Regions from separate parts of the Homo sapiens genome. Here region 2 is linked to region 1. The links are chromatin contacts, found by Hi-C in ENCODE. All regions are on one chromosome and are shown on one strand. Each heading gives the region's core, a stretch centred on a gene start or an enhancer-like site at or near the end of the contact. The rest is flanking DNA. Distances are from core to core; before and after follow the strand shown. Region 1 overlaps IL6ST (interleukin 6 cytokine family signal transducer). Region 2 overlaps GPBP1 (GC-rich promoter binding protein 1).

Evidence for each region. A loop is a pair of places that touch in the nucleus more often than their neighbours do. Pooled maps may share reads with other maps.
Region 2: a map of B cell shows a loop between it and region 1 (10-fold over the local background). The contact joins two enhancer-like sites. A Hi-C loop is called at or near these places in 5 of 168 maps with a recorded cell type or tissue (B cell, CD14-positive monocyte, CD4-positive, alpha-beta memory T cell and 2 more) and 7 of 50 pooled maps.

The regions. Positions count from the first base shown.
Region 1 is chr5:55,932,693-55,935,669 of GRCh38, forward strand. IL6ST (interleukin 6 cytokine family signal transducer) reads right to left here. Exons shown (of 17, transcript NM_002184.4): 17 at 2,403-2,977. Among named protein-coding and RNA genes, the nearest start is that of IL6ST, 61 kb to the right of the region's middle. Within about 2 kb of position 1,504, at least 4 of the 41 ENCODE cell types and tissues checked have a DNase peak (open chromatin) inside an H3K27ac peak, as active enhancers do.
Region 2 is chr5:57,218,315-57,221,014 of GRCh38, forward strand. The region is part of intron 3 of GPBP1 (GC-rich promoter binding protein 1); the gene reads left to right. Among named protein-coding and RNA genes, the nearest start is that of GPBP1, 46 kb to the left of the region's middle. Within about 2 kb of position 1,322, at least 5 of the 41 ENCODE cell types and tissues checked have a DNase peak (open chromatin) inside an H3K27ac peak, as active enhancers do.

The sequences.
Region 1 (2,977 bases), core at 254-2,753:
TATTTTGCTTCAAATGAAAGCTCTTGCCAAGGCACGGTGGTTCAGAGATGTAATCACAGCACTTTGGAAGGCCAAGGATGGAAGATAGCTTGAAGCCAGGCATTTGAGACCAGCCTGGCCAACAAAGTGAGCCCGTGTCTACAAAAAAGAAAAAAGAAAAATTAGCCGGGCATGGCAGTGCTGCCTGTAGTCTGAGCTACTTGAGAGGCTGAGGTGGGAGGATTGCTTGAGCCTGGGCAACAGAGCAAGACTCTCTCTCTCTTGGTTGGGGGAAGCTCTTGCCTGTAGCCAGGGTGGGATGGGAATCAGGAAATGATCCCAGGTTTGAGATGCGAAGGAGGCAGATTCCTGACTGCCTATGGCACTGTGCAACTCTGGATTAGAAGAAACCTGAGACACATTTTAAACATTTTTTAAAATTAAAAATAACTTGTTTATTCACCCACTTACCTGTTCATATAAGCAAGCTCTGCCAAACACCGAGCACTATGCTGGGCCAGGAGAGGACTGAGCTGGGGCCCTCTCTCCAGAGGCCCAGCAGTAGGTGCCAGGATATAGAAGGCCCTTAACTCAGGGGGAAGGAGAGAGAAGAATGGAAGATTTCCCTCAAGAGGGTATCTATTTGAGTTGATTTTTGGTGAACCAGTAAGAATTTCCCAGCTTAACAGGGACTGGGGACTGGAGAACATTCTAGGGGAGGAAATCATGTGCATGGGCTAGGTTAGAAGAAACTCAGTATGTTCTGGAAACTATAAAGTGTGCAGCTGGGGGGTTGGAAAGGTCCAGCGAGGCCCCAAAAGGACAGAAAGCAAATGTGGGGAATGAGGTCAGCACAGCGGGGCAGCAGCAGGCAGCCCCTCTGGGAGTGGCAGGAGATGGAGAGGAGTGGCTGGCGGCACCGTGAAGGTGAGGCAGGCTGGAACGGGTGCTCGCGCTAGGCAGCGGGCCCGGGGAAGTCTGTGGACAGAACCACCTGGGGTAGGACCGTGGTCTGAGCACCCAGGAAAAGCCCCTGCCGGAGATCCTCCTGTCACTAGTTGCCATGGGCTAGATTCCACCATTAGAGGAGTCTTTCTTTGGCCAAAAGAATGAGACTCCAGGGGTCGTGTGAGGGTGCATTCTCAGGAAAGTGGGACACATTGACCTCTTTTGCAGGGGTTGCTCTATAGGGTCAGAGCAAATGTATGTGCTAGTAGGGGTGGGGAGCCAGCCTCGGAGTAAACCTTGAGGGCATAAGGAGAAGTACTGCTCTGGGCTCGAGGCTCAGTTAGGACACTTCAAGGTAGGCAATTGCAGGGGGCTGCTTGAGGGCACAAGGTGCCCCATATTCACAAATAAGGGTGGTGGGGAGGGAGATGAGGGGAAGAGAAACTCAGAAGAGTTTGAAGGGCCTGGGAAGCAGGTGTGCATTCTCCTTAAGCTAGCCTGGGCATGACGTCATCAAGAATTTTGCTTAAGTGGTTGGGTACAATTGGTGTACACATCAAAGAATGCGGACTTTGGATCAGGTTGGAGTTGGAACTCCACTGTTTGTCAACCACATGACCCCGGGCAAGTTATTCAACCTCTTGGAGGCTGCATTTGTAAATGGTGCTGGTATTTACCTCATAAGTTTCTAGGATTTCATAACCCACAGTAAACACTTCATAGATGGCATATATTTGCTCACCTTTGGACACCCTGCTCCGGCATGTGGCCCCCAGCAGGTGATCAGAAAGGTCTGCCGGTTCATTTGAAGAGGAGCGGCCCCTCACCCCCAGCAGCAATGTCTAGTCTCGATTCTGACCGTGGCAGTTAAAAGTTTCTTGGAGGTCCTTTCCTAGGCACTGATGCTGGCTGGGTAGCCCTGGTGTTCGTATGTCTAGATTGAACAACTGGCAAAATCCACACTGACTTTGACCTGAAGAGTGGCTGACTTTTCATTCTCAGAACGCTTATGCAGAATTATGGTTTCTATTGTCAGAATCTCAGTGCCTTTTTATTTAAATATTCCCCTTCATGCCATTCCTTTAAAAGCATTATCCCTCTCATAAAGCTTATAGAGCCTATTTCCAAGAATTTTCTATAAATTCATTTAAAAGCTATCATTAGTCAACAGGCTGCTTCTGACTACAGGCAAGACTGCAGGGAAAACCTTTTCCTACGGGGAAGGGACCCAGATGTATACTTAATAGTTGTGTCTTGGACCTGTTACTAAGTGAAGATTGTTCTAGGAAAGTAGGCCTGGACTGAGGTATTAGATTTCTAATCAACAGGCTGGTCTCATTCAGAGTTTGAACCAGCACTCTGGGGGAGAAACCACTTGTGGCCGTTGAATTACTCTGGCTAGCCTGTCTCAGAAAGACCATCCACAGCCAGGGCTAATGAGACAGTTGAAGAAAGAGAAATACTTTACCTGAGGGTTTTGGTTTTTTTTTGGCTTTTATTTTTGTGTGTGTGGATTACCACCATATAGCTCACCATGTTATCCCAGAAAGACTACAATTTCATACAGAATGCACAGATGTTTAAATAAAAAGCCATTTAAGTGAGGGGATAATTCTCACTAAAAAAAGCTCAAAAATAAGAAATGACAATTCTAGATACACTTTTTTGACATGTAAAATGACATAACCATAGTCACAGGGAATAAAGAATCAGGTTTGAATGTCCACAGGTTTCTAAAACTAAGCTCTGGCTTCGTATCTGTTGAAAATCTTTAGCGGTTGGGGAAAATAGCTATATTTAAAAACAAATATTGAATTTTGAGTTGAAAGGTACATTTTCCTCCCTTGATGGAGACAGAACTTTTCTATGGAGAACCCAAGCAGCCTTTCCATGATCTTACTAAGTTGTCCAAGAGCCAACCCCGATCAGCAGCAACAGGACTCAAGCTGTTCACCCTGCTTTCGAGTTGGCTGAGCTTCCTGCTGCTTTCACACATTCTTCTTTTTCTACCTCAGTTCCTCTTTGCTTGTAGTCTTTCACTCCATTAACT
Region 2 (2,700 bases), core at 72-2,571, 1.3 Mb after region 1:
CACTGGTTACAAACCAGGATTTCTGCAACCACCCCCATTGGGTCTGAACAATTTGTTGGGATGGCTCAAAGAATTCAGGGAAACACATTTGCTGATTTTATTATAAAGGATACAGGTGAATAGATTGATAATGGTGAGGTATTAGGTGAGGGGAGGTGGTGTGGTGTGTGGAGCTTCCATGCCCTGTCTGGGTGTACTACCCTCCCAGCACTTTCATGTGTTCAGCAATTGGTCTATGGGTGGTGGGGCTGAAAGTTCATACCCTCTAATCACTTGATTTTTCCTGTTACTGGCCCTGTGCTGAGACTGTTGGGGGCCCCAGTCTAAGTGACTATTAACATAAACTTGAGTTATCACAGGGACTTGATAACTTGATTTCACCTCAAGTGATCCGCCTGCCTCTACCTCCCAGTGTGCTGGGATAACAGGCGTGAGCCACCACGCTCGAGCCAGAATCAATTTTATAATTTGGCATTTTGTTCTCCCATAAGGACTTACCAGGTCCTAATAAATTTTGGCCATATGTGTTGAAAAAGATACACTTAAGTTATAAAATTCTCCTATAGAATATAATTTTAGGGTTTGAAGATGGATCTTAGTGATCATCTAAACCTTATACAGATTTTGGAAGGTTAACTGAATTGTTTTCACATAGCTGATTAGTGTGAGCCTAGATTAGAATCCAGGATGTATCTCCTATTCTGTGATCTTTCCATAGGACTCATTTTGGAATTCTGTAAAATGAGTAAAAATTCATAGACTGTAAAAAAGGGATTTGAGGCCGGGCGTGGTGACTCACGTCTGTAATCCCAGCACTTTAGGAGGCCAAGGCTGGTGGATCACCTGAGGTCAGGAGTTCAAGACCAGCCTGGCCAACATGGTGAAACCCCGTTTCTACTAAAAATACAAAAATTAGCCGGGTATGGTGGCACATGCCTGTGGTCCCAGCTACTCGGGAGGCTGAGGCAGGAGAATTGCTTGAACCCGGGAGGCAGAGGTTGCAGTGAGCCCAGATCCCGCCACTGAACTCCAGCCTGGGTGACAGAGCGAGACTCTGTCTCAAAAAAAAAAAAAAAAAAAAAAAAAAAACCAAAAACAAACAAACAAAAAAAAAAACAACAAAACCACACACACAAAAAACAAATAATTAAAATTTAAAAAAAAAGGTACTTGAAATTGTTGGGGAATGGAGACCTCTGTTGATTAAGCCACTGAAATCAATTCTTGTTATTGACTTTTGCCACCTTCTCATTCGTGTGTGGGTCCCTGGAATTCCCCTGTACCGAGCTGCTCTTGTTTGTCTTTTAAGTCAGCATTTTCCCCAGTCCTGCCTGGATGCATATGGGTTTCCTGCTTTCCTCTTTTGTCATTTTCTCTGAAATAAATGTAAGACTTCTTGTAATTTTTAAGTGATTTCATAGCTAACATAAAGCACAGTAATAAAAATTAGCATCTGGGCCGGGTGCGGTGGCTCATGCCTGTAATCCCAGCACTTTGGGAGGCCGAAGCAGGGGGATCACCTGAGGTTGGGAGTTCGAGACCAGCTGGACCAACGTGGAAAAACCCTGTCTCTACTAAAAGTACAAAACTAGCTGGGCTTGGTGGCGCGTGCCTGTAATCCTAGCTACTCGGGAGGCTGAGCAGGAGAATCGCTTGAACCTGGGAGGCAGAGGTTGTAGTGAGCTGAGATCGTGTCATTGCACTTCAGCCTGGGCAACAAGAGTGAGACCCTGTCTCAAAAAAAAAAAAAAAATCTGGAAAGATACACAAAACATTAAAAAAAGCTTGTAAATACTTGTCTTCATTTAAATGTTAACTTGAAGTTAAGATTGGTAATTTAAAAAATTAAAAAAAAAATAGAGACAGGGTCTCACTATCTTGCCCAGGCTGGTCTTGAACTACTGAGCTCAGGAGATGCTTCTGCCTTGGCCTCCCAAAGTGTGATTACAGATGTGAGCCATTGAGCCTGGCTGATAATTGTTAACGTGCGTTGAAATTCTCAATGCTTTTTGGACCTGACTCTTGATTAATTTATATAGGCCCTCATAATGATGATGATTTTACTCTTAGAATTTGGAACACCAGTTCTAAATTCTGAATTCTTCTAATTAAAAATTAGCTTTAGAAAATAGTTGACAATTTAAACTTTTTTTTTTTTTTTTTGAGATGGAGTCTCGCTCTGTCGCCCAAGCTGGAATGCAGTGGTGTGATCTCTGCTCACTGTAACCTCTGCCCCCCAGGTTCAAACGATTCTCCTGCCTCAGCCTCCTGAGTAGTTGGGATTACAGGTTCCTGCTATCACACCCAGCTGATTTTTGTATTTTTAGTAGAGATGGGGTTTCATCATATTGTCCAGGCTGGTCTTGAACTCCTGACCTCAGGTGATCAACCTGACTCGGCCTCTCATAGTGCTAGGATTACAGGCACGAGCCACTGCACCCCGCCCAATTTGAACTCTTAACTAGCAGTATTTGAGATTTGTTTCTTTGCCCAAAGTGGTTTTGACAAACACAATACTTTCTAGTGATACTTTTATTGTACCTTTTCTGTCTTATTCTTTCTCAGAATCATCATTTATGAATTCTATTTGTAATTAACCTCTTGTTTTCTGCCATAGACTTTTGTTTACCCACATCGTTTCTCTTTTTAATATTGTTCTGAGTAATTGGAACAGACATTAATTAGTATTGCATTCTCTAC